2 separate regions of the Homo sapiens genome follow, and region 2 is linked to region 1. Evidence: read pairs that join two places in POLR2A ChIA-PET (ENCODE). Cell type or tissue: HepG2. All regions are shown on one strand. Links, peaks and the distances in the headings refer to the core of each region. The heading gives the core; the rest is flanking DNA.

Region 1 (8,223 bases), core at 2,123-7,122:
AGGCACGAGAATGGCGTGAACCCAGGAGGCAGAGCTTGCAGTGAGCCAAGATCGTGCCACTGCACTCCAGCCTGGGTGACAGAACGAGACTCTGTCTCAAAAAAACAAAACAAAACAAAAACAAAAACAAACAACAAAAAACCATTGAACTTGGCCAAGTCCTGTGGCTCACGCTTGTAATCCTAGCACTTTGGGAGGCAAAGGTGGGCAGATCACCTGAGGTCAGGAGTTCGAGACCAGCGTGGCCAACATGGTGAAACCCCATTTCTACTAAAAACACAAAAATTAGCCTGGCGTGGTAGTGCATGCCTGTAATCCCAGCTACTCAGGTGGCTGAGGCATGAGAATTGCTTGGACGCGGGAGGCAGAGGTTGCAGTAAGCCGTGTGCCACTGCACTCCAGCCTGGGCAATAGAGCAAGACTCCATTTCAAAGAAAAAATAAATGAATGAATCAAAGAGAACTTGTACCTCCCAGTCATACCTACCAACCTACCTACATGTGTGCCCTTACAGTTTGTCTTCTCTCTTCTTACCTGGATGACTGCCCACATTCCAGCCTCTCCAGGTGAAACCTAGATCATCCCCTCTGCCTGTCAAGGACATTGCTCCTGCAGTTGTCTATACTCCTGCATCATCAGTATTCTCACTCTACTGGCTAATTCTTCTTCTTTTATAAACACACTACAATCATCTATTGTAAATTGCGCTCCTTTGATCCCTTCCACCCCCTGCTTCCCTTAATGGAAAATTTCCCTTTGTCTGTCTTGTCTGTGCTTGCCATCTCCTTTCTCTTTATCTCATTCATTCATGAGCCCAACATAAGCTGACTTTTGCTCCCATACCTTCACAAAATCTTTCTTGTCAAAGTCACACTAACACCATATTGCCAAATCCCGTGTTTATTTCCCCGTTCTCATCTTTCTTAGCCTATCGTAGCATTTGACACAGTTGACTACTTCCTTCTTCTTGAGGCAACTTCTTCACTTGACCTCTCACTTTTCCTTAGCGACTCCTCAGTGTCTGTCTTAGTCTGTTTGGGCTTCTGTAACAAAATGCCATAATGCATGGCCAACATGGTGAAGCCCCATTTCTACTAAAAATACAAAAATTAGCCTGGTGTGGTAGCGCATGCCTGTAATCCCAGCTACTCGGGTGGCTGAGGCATGAGAATTGCCTTGTAGCTTAGAAGCAACAGAAGTTTATTTCTCACAGGAGGCTGGGATGTCCCAGATCAAGACATTGGCAGACTTGGTGTCCAGTTCCTCATAGACAGAGCCTTCTATCGTGAGGCAGCTTTCTGGAGCCTCTGTCTCTCTCTTTGAAACAGAGACTTTGTCTGCCAAGCTAGAGTGTGGTGGCGTGATCATAGCTCTCTGCAGCTTGGATCTTCTGAGCTCAAGTGATCCACCTACTTCAGCCTCCCAAGTAGCTGGGACTACAGGTGCATGCCACCACGCCTGGCTAATTATTTTATTTTTTGTAGAGACAAATGTCCCTATGTTGCCCAGGCTGGTCTCGAACTCCTGGCTTCAAGTGATCCTTCTACCTCAGCTTCCCAAAGTGCTGGGATTACAAACATGAGTCACCGTACCTGCCTCTGGAGCCTGTTTTTATAAGGGCACTAATCCCATTCATAAGAGGTCCACCCTTGTGATCTAATCACCTCCCAAAGGCCCACCTCCTAATTCCATCACATTGGGGATTAGGTTGTCAGCATACGAACTTGCAGGGACACAAACATTTCGTTCCACAGCAATCTCCTTCCCTGGAATTCCCCTTTCTTCCTTACCTTTCAGTGTTGACATCTGAAATGCTAAGGACTCAGTTCCTTCTCATTGTCATTAACACTCATGCTGAAGGGGATCTCATCCAGTTCGAAGCATTTAAATACTGTCCTATCTTTAGGGCTCATACACAATAGGCTAGATTTTTCTACACACCACCCTCAAATCTCAGTCATTTAGAACAACAAAGATGTTTCTCTTTCACTGTAAAATGTCCGTCATGAATCAACAGGGGTATCTGTTCATCATGGTCGCTCAGGGACATGGTGAATCATACTCTTTTTTTTTTTTTTTTTTGAGATAGAGTATGGTTCTGTTGCCCAGGCTGGAGTGCGTGGTGCAGTCTTAGCAACCTTGGCCTCCTTGGTTCAAGCAATTTTCTGCCTCAGCCTCCTGAGTAGCTGGGATTACAGGCGCCCGCTCCCACAACTGGCTAATTTTTTGCATTTTTAGTAGAGAAAGGGTTTCACCATCTTGGCCAGGCTGGTGTTAAACTCTTGACTTTGTGATCCACCCACCTCGGCCTCCCAAAGTGCTGGGATTACAGGCGTGAGCCACTGTGCCTGGCCGAGAATCATACTCCTTTTTTTTTTTTGAGACGGAGTTTCACTCTTGTTGCCCAGGCTGGAGTACAATGGCATGATCTCAGCTCACCACAACCTCCACCTCCAGGGTTCAAGCGATTCTCCTGCCTCAGTCTCCCAAGTAGTTGGGATTACAGGCGCCCACCACCACACCTGGCTAATTTTGTATTTTTAGTAGAGATGGTGTTTCTCCATGTTGGTCAGGCTGGTCTCGAACTCCCGACCTCAGGTGATCCACCCCCCGCTTGGCCTCCCAAAGTGCTGGGATTACAGGCATAAGCCACCGTGACCAGCCCATACTCTTAAAGCTTAAGGATTCTGCCTGAAGTGAGACAGCCCCTTCCACCTTCATTTCATTGGCTATGGCAAGTCACATGGCTGTGCCTAACTTTAAGGGGGTAGACAAGAGGGTCCTACCATAATGGAAGGAGTGAACTAAAAATATTGGTGGGCCAGGTGCGGTGGCTTATGCCTGTAATTGCAGCACTTTGGGAGGCTGAGGTGGGTGGATCACCTGAGGTCAGGAGTTCGAGACCACTTTGACCAACATGGCGAAACCCTGTCTCTACTAAAAATACAAAAATTAGCTGGGCATGGTGGCACACACCTGTAATCCCAGCTACACGAGAGGCTGAGGCAGGAGAATCGCTTGAACCTGGAGGCGGAGGTTGCAGTGAGCTGACATCTTGCGACTGCACTCTAGCCTGGACAATAAGAGCAAGATTCCAACTTAAAAAAAAAAAATTGGTGAATAGCTTTAATGATTACAACAGTTCTCACAGTTTTGTCTCAGACCCTGACATCTCTGCTAAACTCTACACCGGTGGATGAAACTGCCTGCTTGGCATCTTCTCTTAGATACTTAATAAGCAATGTGGCCAGGTGCAGTGGCTCACGCCTATAATCCCAGCACTTTGGGAAGCCGAGGTGGGTGGATCACCTGAGGTCGGGAGTTTGAGACCAGCCTGACCAGTATGGAGAAACGCCGTCTCTACTAAAAATACAAAATTAGCCGGGCATGGTGGCACATGCCTGTAATCCCAGCTACTTGGGAGGCTGAGGCAGGAGAATTGCCTGAACCTGGGGAGCAGAGGTTGCAGTGGGCCGGGATCGCGCCATTGCACTCCCACCTGGGCGACAAGAGTGAAACTTCATCTCAAAAACAACAACAAAAACCTACTCTTTATTGAATGCTTATTACTTGCTTTGCTCTATGCTTTACATTATCATACTTTATGAGACATTTCCCCCATGACAGAGAAGGAATGGAGACTCAGAGAGGGTGTGTAACTCTCCTGAGATCACACAGCTGGCAAGTGGTAGAGCCTAGACCCAGTCCCAGGTCAGTCTGCCTCCAAGTTCATGCTTCTAGCCATCATACACTAGCGAATTTGTCCTGCCATGATTTTGGCAAAATACCGAGTGAGCAATCTATTAATGCACTCTTAAATTACAACCTAAAAGTAAGGAAGGATTAATAATTAACTGTTGCCATAAAGAAGAACTGGGCGGACCTAGAAGATTGTGAGCTTTAAATGGAATGGAAAATATATTTGGGAATTCGGAGGATTTTCAGTCTTCCATATTGGATCTAAAACCACCCAGATAAACATTTCTATACTTAAACAGTGACCTGATAACAAGCCCAGTGTGCGAAAATAACTCAGTGCTCTTGATCAGTCTTAAAGACAAACAAACAAGCAAACCTCAGGTCAAAGTGTGTTTTTGACCAGACTTTGACCTTACTGAACTAGGCTGGCTGAAAGGGCATTAGTATGTTGAATGTATCTTCTAAAATTGCTTCTGATCTCAGCTATTGGGTGATGTAACCGGAAAGTTCAGGGAGTGCTGCGTCATGCTGAGCATATTCTGTTTCCCTGGAACGAGGGCCTCATTGGCTCTGTCTTCTCCAAACAGCAACATGTCTTATTAATAGGGTTCTTTCTCCACAGGGCCATAGATTATTGATGGAGCTCACTGTTAGGCAAGGCCTCCTGTCACCCTAGACAACACAGCTCTTCAGCCTCACTTCAGCGGGCACAGATGTCTCCGTATAGCAGCCCACGTGCGTGCTCGCCCAAGGCAATGTGAGGGTGGCTGTCGTTCAAGCTGCTGCTCAAAGGCAGAGTGCCTTTTCTCAGGCTGAGTGAATAGCAGAGGTATCAGGTGAGCTTGAAAAGGGAGGGGAGGGACACTGGCAATTATTGTCATTGTTCTAGATAGACATCATTGCTGGATGTCCCTCAGGTTGGCCGGGAAGCTCTCGCTGGACCCCAAATCCTGATTGTAACCTGGCTGCATTAAAATACCTTCTCTTCAAGCTCTTTCTCATGTCTTTCTTCATTTAGGCATTTTATTACATGCAAAAATGCACTGAAATGCACAAAGCACCAGGTCTATTGTAAGATAAAGTAGGTTACCAAAGAAATGCTTGTTTAATTATTTTTCCTGTCTTCTTTTCATATATACTTTAAAAGCTCCTCTGATAGGAGTGTAGTAGGAGGGACTTGAACTAAAATTGTAGTGTTATTATAACTGAAGGAAGGGACTCCTGAGGTTACCTAGCCCAAACTCTTGGAAGAAACTTAAGACGAAGAAATAGACTTGCCCCAGCACATAATGATGAATACTGGTGGAGCATGAATTGAACTTGGAGCCTCTAGCTTCCCAGTCCCATGCTCTTCTCATCATACAGCCTGCTGGCTTCCTCTGAGCCTGGGCTCCTACCTTGTATTGTTAGGATTTCCTCTGTGCTCCTTAGATCTGGCTATTTTTCCTCTGGTGTATATCACAACTCTAGGAATTTGGACTCCCATCCTAGTATCTGGCAAGTTGATTATTAGGTTTAGAAAAAGCATCAGTCTCCTAAAAAGTTGGGTGATGAGTCACATATCATAACTATTTAACATATCCTACTCACATTTGCATTTCTGTTTTATTATTAAAGCTAATCTGTAGGCCAAGCGCAGTGGCTCACGCCTGTAATCCCAGCACTTTGGGAGGCCGAGGCGGGTGGATCACCTGAGGTCAGGAGTTCAAGACCAGCCTGGCCAAGATAGTGAAACCCCGTCTCTACTAAAAACACAAAAATTATCTGGGCATGGTGGCGGGCACCTGTAATCCCAGCTACTCGGGAGGCTGAGGCAGGAGAATCACTTGAATTTGGGAGGCAAAGATTGCCTTGAGCCAACATCACACCACTGCACTCCAGCCTGGGCAACAGAGCAAGACTCCATCTCAAAAAAAAAAACCAAAATAAAAAAAACAAATCTGTAATACGTCTGATACTAAGAAGTAACCTCTTGCGCAGATACATCCAGGGGCTCTGTCACTCATAACTTAACACACCAATTCCTATTATTCACAAATAAGCAACAGCCAAAGAAAGAGGAAGATAATTTATATTTTATAAATTAGACATTGGGATGAAAAAAAGCATTAAAGATAAATGAATTTATATTGGGGGGGAAAACTGTTAATGATGATCTTAAAACTTTGTTTTAAGATGACATCAAATACCTCTTATTCTTTTTACCAGAAGGTGGGGTCAAAGTCGCTGCCATTGAGTTTGGGTTGGGACTCACTTGGAATTGACAGAATGTGATGGAAGTGATGCTATGTAACTTCTCAGGCCAGGCCCGGAGAGGATGTGCAGCCTCCACCTTGTTGATGGGAAACATTTGCTTTCAGAGTTCTGGACTGTTCTGTGAAAAGTCGTCTAACAGCCCTGGGGCAACCATGCTGAGACACTATTGTGGAAGTGATCTTCCAGCCCCAGCAGTTCAGGCCGCCATTCTAATCATCCCACTGATTGCAGAGTAGACTCTAAAGAGCAGAGAAGATCTGTCCCCACTATGCCCTTTCTGAATTTCTGATCCACAGGCAGCAAGCACAAGAAAACTGCTGTTTCTGGCCAGGCGCCGTGGCTCATGCCTGTAATCCCAGCACTTTTGGGAGGCTGAGGTGGGTGGATCACCTGAGTTCAGGAGTTTGAGACCAGCCTGGCCAATATGGTCTCAACTAAAAATACAAAAAATTAGCTGGGTCTGGTGGCACAGTCCTATATTCCCAGCTACTGGGGAGGCTGAGGCACGAGAATCACTTGAACCTGGGAGGTGGAGGTTGTAGTGAGCTGAGATCACACCACTACACTCCAGCCTGGGCATCAGAGCGAGACTCCATCGAAAGAAGAGAAGAACAGAGAGAAGAGAAGAACAGAGAGAAGAGAAGAGAACTGGGTGCGGTGGCTCATGCTTGTAATCCCAGCACTTTGGGAGGCAAAGGTGGGCAGATCACCTGAGGTCAGGAGTTCGAGACCAGCCTGGCCAACATGGTGAAACCCCCGTCTCTACTAAAAACACAAAAATTAGCCGGGTGTAGTGGTGCACACCTGTAATCCTAGCTACTTGGGAGGCTGAGGCAGGAGAATCGTTTGAATTCGGGAGGCGGAGGCTTCAGTGAGCCAAGATTGCGCCATTGCACTCCAGCCTGGGCAGCAAGAGCGAAGCTCCGTCTCAAAAAAAAAAAAAAAAAAAAGGAAAAGAATTGCTGTTTCTATTTTTATTTATTTATTTTTAATTTTTTTTCGAAATGGAGTCTCACTCTGTCGCCCAGGCTGGAGTGCAGTGGAGCAATCTCAGCTCACTGCAGCCTCAGCCTCCTGGGTTCAAGTGATTCTCCTGCCTTAGCCTCCTGAGTAGTTGGAATTACAGGCATGTGCCACCACGCCCCACTACTTTTTGTATTTTCAGTAGAGACGGGATTTTGCCACGTTGGCCAGGCTGGTCTCAAACTCCTGACCTCAAGTCATCCACCTGCCTCGGCCTCCCAAAGTGCTGGGATTACAGGCGTGAACCACCATGCCCAGCCTGTTTTTATTTTTACACTACCAAGTTTGGGGGTGGTTTATGATACCTCAGTAAGTAACTGGAACAGTTACATAGTTCAATGCTTCTCTTTGCTTAAATTTATGATTCTTTATACCATGTTGCATGCTATTTTTATTTTGCCGCCTTTAGCGAATATCTTGCCTCACTCTCTGATGCACTTGCATGTTCCTGTAGCCTTTCTACAGTTTTTATGCTTGCATCCATATCAGTGTTAACTAACATCTCTTCTATGTCTGAAAAAAGAAGAATCTATAAACATATACTGGGTGCATCTCACTCGACCTGAGTTCATGAAAATGATTAAAATTTTACCATTACCATTGCAAATAATTCCTCTGGGATGATTATAAGAAAGATAAGTGATCTATAAAATAGTGAAAATGTTAATTTTAAGAAACCAGCTTCAGCTGGGTGCAGTGGCTCACGGCTGTAATCCCAGTACTTTGGGAGGCTGAGGCGGGCGGATCACGAGGTCAGGAGATCGAGACCATCCTGCCTAACAAAGTGAAACCCCGTCTCTACTAAAAATACAAAAAAAAAAAAAAAAAATTAGCCGGGCGTGGTGGCGGGTGTCTGTAGTCCCAGCTACTTGGGAGGCTGAGGCAGAAGAATGCCATGAACCCACGAGGCGGAGCTTGCAGTGAGCTGAGATTGTGCCACTGCACTCCAGCCTGGGGGACAGAACAAGACTCTGTCTCAAAAAAAAAAAAAAAAAAAAAAAAACCAAAAACCAGCTTCCACCATTTTAGTTACTCCTACTTTATTCTAATAGAGATTTGAAAAAGTCAGTTATTCAAAGACCTAGTAAAAATTAAGAACATCAAGGACGTGTTAGGAGTCGCAGACTGGCTATTCCACAGAAGCAAAATCCCAGCAATGTGTACTGAGCTTTTTATACAGAGGAAATGCCCAGCAGTGCCCAGTAAAGGTTAGATTTTAGTATTGATATCTTTGTATTAGAACAG
Region 2 (8,223 bases), core at 2,048-7,047, 400 kb before region 1:
TGCCTGTAATCCCAGCACTTTGGGAGGCCGAGGCAGGTGGAGCACTTGAGACAGGAGCTCGAGAACAGCCTGGCCAACATGACGAAAACCCATCTCTACTAAAAATACAAAAATTGGCCGGGTGCAATGGTGCACGCCCATGGTCCCAGCTACTTGGGAAGCTGAGGCAGGAGAATCGCTTGAAACTGGGCAGTGGAGGTTGCAGTGAGCCAAGACTGCACCACTGCACTCCAGCCTGGATGACAGAGCAAGACACTATCTCAATAAATAAATAAATAGCATTCTCTGCTAAAGAATCACTAAATTGTACTCACGTTCTTTAAATTGAAAGTCCTGACTCCAAGCCCACCAAGTTGAGGAGGGGAAACCATGACAGCTAATCTGAAGCTTTTAATCTGCAAATCATTTAAAATCCTAAGCAACAAATATTTCCAAAAGGAAATTTATCTGCATATGTATTTACTCAAAATACTTATAAGTACGAACACTTCTGGTGGGGCACAGTGGCTCATGCCTGTAATCCCAGCATTTTGGGAGCCCAAGGCGGGCGGATCACCTGAGGTCAGGTGTTGGAGACCATCCTGGCAACATGGTGAAACCCCATCTCTACTAAAAGTACAAAAATTAGCCGAGCATGGTGGTGGACACCTGTAATCCCAGCTACTCAGGAGGCTGAGGCAGGAGAATCGCTTGAACCCGGGAGGTGGAGGTTGCAGTGAGCTGAGATCGTACCATTGCACTCCAGCCTGGGTGACAAGAGCGAGACTCCATCTCAAAAAAAAAAAAAAAAAGAGTATGACCACTTCCACTTGTCCCTAAATGGCAGGACACATCCCATTATCATGTTACCATCTGCAGAATACATGGTCTTCTATAGCTGTTGAATGCTATTCCCGAAAGTCTGTCATTCTGTATGTATGTATTTATTAGAGACAGGATCTCACTCTGTCACCCAGGCAGGAGTACAGTGGCATGATCATAGCTCACTGCAGCCTCAAACTCCTGGGTTCAAGTGATTCTCCCTCCTCAGCCTCCTGAGTAGCTAGTATGACAGGTGCATGCCAACACACCCGGCTATTTAAAAACTGTTTTTGGAGAGATGGGGGTCTTGCACCATTGCCCAGTCTAATCTAAAACTCCTGGCCTCATGTAATCTTCCCACCTCAGCCTTCTAAAGTGCCTGTTTTTTTGTGGTTTTTTTTTTTTTTTTTTTTTTTTTTTTGAGACAGAGTCTCACTCTGTCGCCAGGCTGGAGTGCAGTGGTGTGATCTTAGCTCATGGCAACCTCCGCCTCTCAGGTTCGAGCGATTCTCCTGCCTCAGCCTCCCAAGTAGCTGGGACTACAGGCACGTGCCACCATGCCCAGCTAATTTTTGTATTTTTAGTAGAGATGGGGTTTCACCATGTTGGCCAGGATGGTCTTGATCTCTTGACCTCGTGATCCACCCGCCTCAGCCTCCCAAAGTTCTGGGATTACAGGCGTGAGCCACCGCGTCCGGCCGAAGGTCTGTTTTTAAAGTGCACTTCCTTCTCCCTTCAGGTCACATTCCTATTTTGGCATAATCCCCCAGAGAAAGCACCATCTTGATCTGAGTCCATAAAAGTGATTTTTCTGAGGCCAGGCGCGGTGGCTCACGCCTGTAATCCCAGCACTTTGGGAGGCCAATGAGGGTGGATCACTAGGTCAGGAGATCGAGACCATCCTGGCTAACACGGTGAAACCCTGTCTCTACTAAAAATACAAAAAATTAGCCGGGCATGGTGGCGGGCACCTGTAGTTCCAACTACTCGGGAGGCTGAGGCAGGAGAATGGCGTGAACCCGGAAGGCGGAGTTTGCAGTGAGCTGAGATCGCGCCACTGCACTCTAGCCTGGGCGACAGAGCGAGACTCCGTCTCAAAAAAAAAAAAAAAGTGATTTTTCTGTTTACCTCTGATACTGCAAATAGTACATGGTCTCAGGTAAATTGTGTTTAAAAGCAAAAGGGAGATTTCAAGTGTTCTAGCAATAAAAGATTGTTTTAACAAGTTTCATTTTAAAGTATTTTTTTTCAAACACAGAAAACATTTGCATAACATAAAAGTTGTTGAGGGAAATAAGGAATTGTGAAACCTCCTATAAATGTCCATTCATCCTTTCAATAAATATTCATTCAATTTGTGCCTGGCTTTATGGATACAAAATGTGAGGAAAACATGAAGTGACAATGACGAGGGTCTTTTCTTTTCCATGTATTATTTATTAGTCCTTCATTATTTATGACGCCAGTAAGTGACACTCTGGGTTTCGGTAACACCATTTCTGCAAGGTATCACTCATCCTTTGTTCGTTTTTTTACAGCTTTTGAATTTAGGTCAACAAGGAGCCAATCTGGACCCAAAAGACTGCCTTATAGAGGGAAAATACACCAAGGGTGAGTTCAGGTTGGCCGTGAACCTGGCAGAATTTTTGATGGTATTTTCAGACATGTCTAGCAGTGACTATTTGCCAGAATTTAAAATTTGCCCTCCCTGCTTGCTCGTCTCAGCCTCCTTCTCTTTTGTCTGACATCACTCCTTAAACATTTCCTCTTTTCTTTTTCTATATTCCTTCCATATATAGGAAGTTTTCAGTGGAAAATTGCTGGAGAAATTGAAACAAGTGATCTGACCTGTTTTGTTTGGATCTCATGTAAAACTAACCACTGCACTTTTCTTGTTCTTTTCATTAACTTGAAATTAGGATATCCCAATTCCTACTAAAAAATATAAAAATTAGCCGGGTTTGGTGGCAGGTGCCTGTAGTCCCAGCTACTTGGGAGGCTGAGGCAGGAGAATCACTTGAACTATGGAGGCGGAGGTTGCAGTGAGCGGAGATCTCACCACTGCACTCTAGCCCGGGCAACAGAGCAAGACACGATCTCAAAAAAAAATAATAATAATAATAAAGAAGAAAGAAAGAAAGAAAGAAATTAAGGCAGAAAGCTTCTCAGAACTGTCGCGTTTTTTCCCCTCCATCTCAGTTTTGGATTTTCTTTTTTTTTTTGAGACAGAGTTTTGCTCTTTTTGCCCAGGTTGGAGTGCAATTGGTGCGATCTCAGCTTACCACAACCTCCGCCTCCTGGGTTCAAGGAATTCTCCTGCCTCAACCTCCCGAGTAGCTGTGATTACAGGCATATGCCACCACACCCGGCTAATTTGGTATTTTTAGCAGAGACGAGGTTTCTCCATGTTGGTCTGGCTGGTCTCGAACTCCCGACCTCAGTTTTGGATACTTTTCAAAGGACCGTGTTCTAAAGTTAGTGGTGTAGGCAAAAAGTCAGTTCCTCTTTGTTTGTAAACCAAAACCAAACCTTGAGAGGAGACTCTGCTGGTACAGGAGGAGGCATAGTTGTAAAGGCTGGGACCTTATGATGAGGAGTCAAAGAGGCAGAGCTATAGTGGACAAGAGCGAAGAGAGAAAAATGGCATTTCCTTCCCAATTGTCTACTACTCCTGGTGCCCCTTTGTGGATTTGCCTCCTCACTGCACAGCAGCAGACCACTACTTTGCAGAGTAACTGCTGGCCAACATGGATATCCAGTATGAGAGAGACAAGTGATTAAACTCAAGCATCAGCAAGGATGAAGCTAAAATCAATCCTGGGTCTCAGCACTTCGGCTGGAAGGGATGGGCCTAAAAGCGGGTGCTTCTTGTAGGAAGTGCTTATGAGTCACTGCTGACTCATTGAAGGGGCAAGATTTTATGACCAAACAAGTGAAAAAGAAAATGTAACTGTTACTAATTGAAAGCATTTAAGTTATGGCTTGGGTTTAACTGTGGCTAGTTGATGCTCTTTGTTGCTTGGTTGTGGCCTTCTTGGAGGCCTATGGTCTGCTTTGATGCTTTTATTCTACACATTGTATGGGTACATAGTGGAAGCTACACCTTCATGGGGAGAGGGGGAGAGTTTTCTGTAGTTGGGGGTGGTTGTTTAAGTAGGTTTTGCTCAACGTCTGCAAAGTTGCCTTCAATTTGTTTGGTGATACTGCCTTTTTAATACTAAATGTAGAATGATATAACCTCACTCATCTTTGCTTTGGAGAATATTTGAAGAGTTCTTTTTATTGGGTTTTTTTTTTTTTTTTTTTTTTTGGTTTTAAAGAAGCCTACTTTTGGTAGCTCATGATATCCTACTGTCATTATAATGGATCCAAACAAGGTAAGCTACATTGAGGCCACTGGCCATGGATTATAGATATTGGCTTAAAATCATCTTAACTAACCATTATGCTTGTGTAATTGCTCTGTTAAATCAACTCTGCTACCTGTGATGATACAGAATAAGGATGTGCTAAATCCAGATTTTCATTTCAGCTAGTAGCCTAGCTTCCTTTGGAAATAGAAGCTAATGAAAATAACAATTAAAAAATGGTTCATCTCATTTCTGCTCACTTTGTGGTAAAAGTGAAAGTTACTGAATGGTAAAAGGAAAAAAAAAATCTACATGATCAATAAGCTGCTGGCTCATCAATTCTTACTTAAATTGTTGGTTGTTGTAGATGAGCAAGGAACAGAAATTCCTAAGCCTGCTCTTTACAGGAACTTCAGTGACCTCATTATCTGCCCTTGATGTTTAACTGTTCACATGAGCAAACATGCTTCTATTTGGCCTACACAAGGGGTGATGTATGTAAGTTTTTAAATATGATTTTTCACCTTTTGTATTGCACAGCTTTTTAGGCCTTCTCTATTGCAGGAGTTAAGAACAATAGGCATGTTGTGATGACTTCTTCTGGAAACTTTTAGACTAACATATCCATTATTGTTATCAAATTGAACTTTTCCAGAAGTAATGTTTGGAGAAAATACTATGTCCAATTATTGTCTTAGCTTCATAGCAGCTATTTAAGAGGTCAAGCTATGGCCGGGCACGGTGGCTCACGCCTGTAATCCCAGCACTCTGGGAGGCCAAGGCAGGCGGATCACGAGGTCAGGAGATCGAGACCATCCTGGCTAACACAGTGAAACCCCGTCTCTACTAAAAAAAAAAAAATACAAAAAATTAGCCAGCCATAGTGGCGGGCACCTGTAGTCCCAGCTACTCGGGAGGCTGAGGCAGAAGAATGGCGTGAACCCGGGAGGCGGAGCTTGCAGTGAGCCGAGATCGTGCCACTGCACTCCAGCACTCCAGCCTGGACGACAGAGGCAGACTCCGTCTGAAAAAAAAAAAAAAAAAAAGAGGTCAAGCTACTAGAGGTAGGTAATCTAATTGTTTTTATGATTTGTCAAGTAGAAAGCTGCTACCATTCCTGCCTTTACAGTTTAGAAAAATTACAGTTTATTCCAAGTTGCCTGAATTCTCATCTAGCATTCCAGATATATTAGATGCCAATCCAAGCCTAAGAATATTCCCTCCTAGAGTGCCCGCTTGCTTTTCTACCTTAAAAATGATTTTGTGACTACAACGGAATGAGAAAAGTCATCGCAATTCTAAGAAAGTAGCCTGATATTTCTTTTAGGAATTTATCTCTGCTCATAGCTTCTTGGATTAGGGTTTACTTTACATCCATTTTTTTTTTTCATGAATTAGTTCTAAAATAAAATTTTTCTTTTTCTTTTGCAACCAACCAAACAACCAGCAGTGACTAAAAGAAAATTTGTATAAGAAAAGGATACATGGGAATTAGCAAGGGGTTCTTGAAATATCTATGCTTAAGTATATTTCATAACTAATGCTCAGTTTTAGACCCTTAACATTTCAGATGTTAATAACTTCTGCTAGATTACCTTTTTCCTTTGGAAAAAAAAAGTTAATGAAAGAATAATTAAAAAATGGTTCATTCCATTTCTGCTCACTTTGTGGTAAAGGAGAAAGGTACAGAATGATAAAGAAGAGGAAAAAAAACTACATGTTGTATAAGCTGTTGGTTCATCAATTCTTAAATTGTTGATTGTTGTAGATTAGTAAGGAACAGAAGTTCCTAAGCCTGCTCTTTACGGGAACTTCAGGTACCTCATTGTCTTGCCTTCAAAGTTAATCTAACTTCAGATTAATAACTTCTGGTGGCATGGTTTTGAAACAATGCTCCTAGAATGTAATACAGTTCACCTGGTGATCTTGTTAAAATGTAGATTCTGATTGTGTTGGCTTGGGATGGGCAGAGCTGCTTTATTCTAACAAGCTCCCGGGGGCTGCAGCTGGTGCTTGCTGGTCAGAGTAGCAGCAAGAGGCCAAAAGTCACTGTTTGTTTAAACTGGGTAGTTCATGCTTGTCTGATGGTGGTGGGGTGATATGTATGTGAGGGTTGTTTGCATGTTAACTGGTTTGCATGCTTTTGAAAAGGAATGCCTTAATAAGTTAGGGTCTGATAAACTTGAGCATTCTCTACAAATGCTTTTAAAAAATAAAGAAGCTTAGTATTAGCAAACTAAGGTTTGCAAAGGTTATAGTTTTACAGACTGCAACCTTAATAAGTCCAGTTTCGTAATGTAACTGATGAATTATGTTAATAAATAAAACTAAACCAATTGATTTCTTTTTTTTCTTTTTTCTTTTTTTTTGAGATGGAGTCTCGCTCTGTCGCCCAGGCTGGAGTGCAGTGGCATGATCTCCGCTCACTGAAAGCTCCGCCTCCCAGGTTCATGCCATTCTCCTGCCTCAGCCTCCCGAGTAGCTGGGATTACAGGCGCCCACCACCGCGCCCGGCTAATTTTTTTTTTTTGTATTTTTAGTAGAGACGGTGGTTTCACCATGTTAGCCAGGATGGTCTTGATCTCCTGACCTCGTGATCCGCCTGCCTTGGCCTCCCAAAGTGCTGAGATTACAGGCATGAGCCACCGTGCCCGCCCCTGATTTCTTGTATGAGATAGATTCAACAGCATGTGTTTAGAATTTACGTGTAGGTTTTTTTTTTTTTTTTTGAGACAGAGTCTGGCTCAGTTGCCCAGGCTGCAGTACCGTAGCATGATCTCGGCTCACTGCAACCTCTGCCTCCCAAGTTCAAGCGATTCTTCTGTCTCAGCCTCCCAAGTAGCTGGGATTACAGGCATGTGCCACCACACTCGGCTAATTTTTTAATTTTTTTAGTAGAGACGGGGTTTTGCCACGTTGGCCAGGCTGGTCTCAAACTCCTGACCTCGGGTGATCCGCACATCTTGGCCTCCCAAACTGCTGGATTACTGGTGTGAGCCACTGTGCCTGGCTTGAGTGTAGCATTTTTAAGGTGAATTATCAGTGTTAAGTGCTAATGATTAATAGATTATAAAATAGTAAACTTTAGTATAACTCAATAAAATGGTAAAGTGTAGCATAATATGTAGACAGAGATTGTTTTACAGTTTTGTATACTGACATACTAAATGCCAAGACTAGAAACCAACACATAAATATCTCAATAAATATTTGTGTTTTAATGAATTAATCTCAGTTAATTCATTAACTGTCTTAAATGTTAGGATGGGATTGCCTTCCTAAATTTGGTTATTATTTCATCCAATAAAACTGAGTTTCCATTCAAGATTGAATTTAAAATATGCCTTAAACTATAATGTAATGTACATAAACACATATATACCAAAGTCTAGTATACATTGATACATGTAGTCAGGAAGAGGAAATATATGGCATGTTGGAATCAAGTGATATATGTAGTTAATCAAAATTTGCTCATATTAGTTAATTTAGTCTTAAATATTACTTTATTCCCAATAGAGAGAGAACACAGTAAGTTAATGAGAATACAATGATTTACATCCTTAAATATCTTTCCGTTGTGTGGCCCTTCTTTCCCTAAAATACAAGCAAACAGGCAATAAATAAATAAATAAATAATAAATAAACCCAATAGCTTCATTTTCTTTATTTTTTTCTTTAGAGATGGGGTCTCACTCTGTTACCTAGGCTGGACTGCAGTGGTGAGATCATAGCTCGCTGCAGCCTTAGACTCCTGGGCTCAAGTGATCCTCCTGCCTCAGCCTCCCTAGTAGCTGGGACTACAGGTGCACACCACTAAGCTCAACTAATTTTTTCATTTCTTTGTAGAGAAGGGGTCTCGTTATGTTGCCCAGGCTGGTTTCAATCTCCTGGCCTCAAGTGATCCTCCTGCCTTGGCTTCCCAAAGTGCTGAGATTATGGGTGTGAGCCACATGCCTGACCAGGAATACACTTTAAAATAATAAAGTATGGTAGCAACAGGAAATGGCAAGGAGTGCCTGTTAAAAAAAAAAAAAAGGTATAGTAAATACATAAACCAGAAACAGCCACT

Evidence for each region. ChIA-PET counts read pairs that join two places held together with the same protein. Peaks named below come from ENCODE experiments on the same cell type or tissue, not always from the same donor. Only the 100,000 strongest peaks of a DNase experiment are listed, where the experiment ranks them.
Region 2: POLR2A ChIA-PET joins it to region 1 with 5 read pairs; 1 of 35 experiments calls an interaction of 5 or more read pairs at or near these places.

What each region holds. Positions count from the first base shown.
Region 1 is chr6:17,307,956-17,316,178 of GRCh38, reverse strand. No RefSeq gene overlaps it. Among named protein-coding and RNA genes, the nearest start is that of RBM24, 31 kb to the right of the region's middle. RefSeq lists a cis regulatory region at 4,216-4,226 and enhancers at 4,149-4,293, 3,670-4,869. In HepG2, for the core only: no CTCF peak of the experiment used is centred there; a DNase peak (open chromatin) is centred at 4,138; H3K4me3 peaks cover 1,306 bases.
Region 2 is chr6:17,710,736-17,718,958 of GRCh38, reverse strand. NUP153-AS1 (NUP153 antisense RNA 1) reads right to left here. Exons shown (of 3, transcript NR_134618.1): 3 at 7,932-8,170. Among named protein-coding and RNA genes, the nearest start is that of NUP153-AS1, 7.8 kb to the right of the region's middle. In HepG2, for the core only: no CTCF peak of the experiment used is centred there; DNase peaks (open chromatin) are centred at 4,578 and 6,198; H3K4me3 peaks cover 2,021 bases.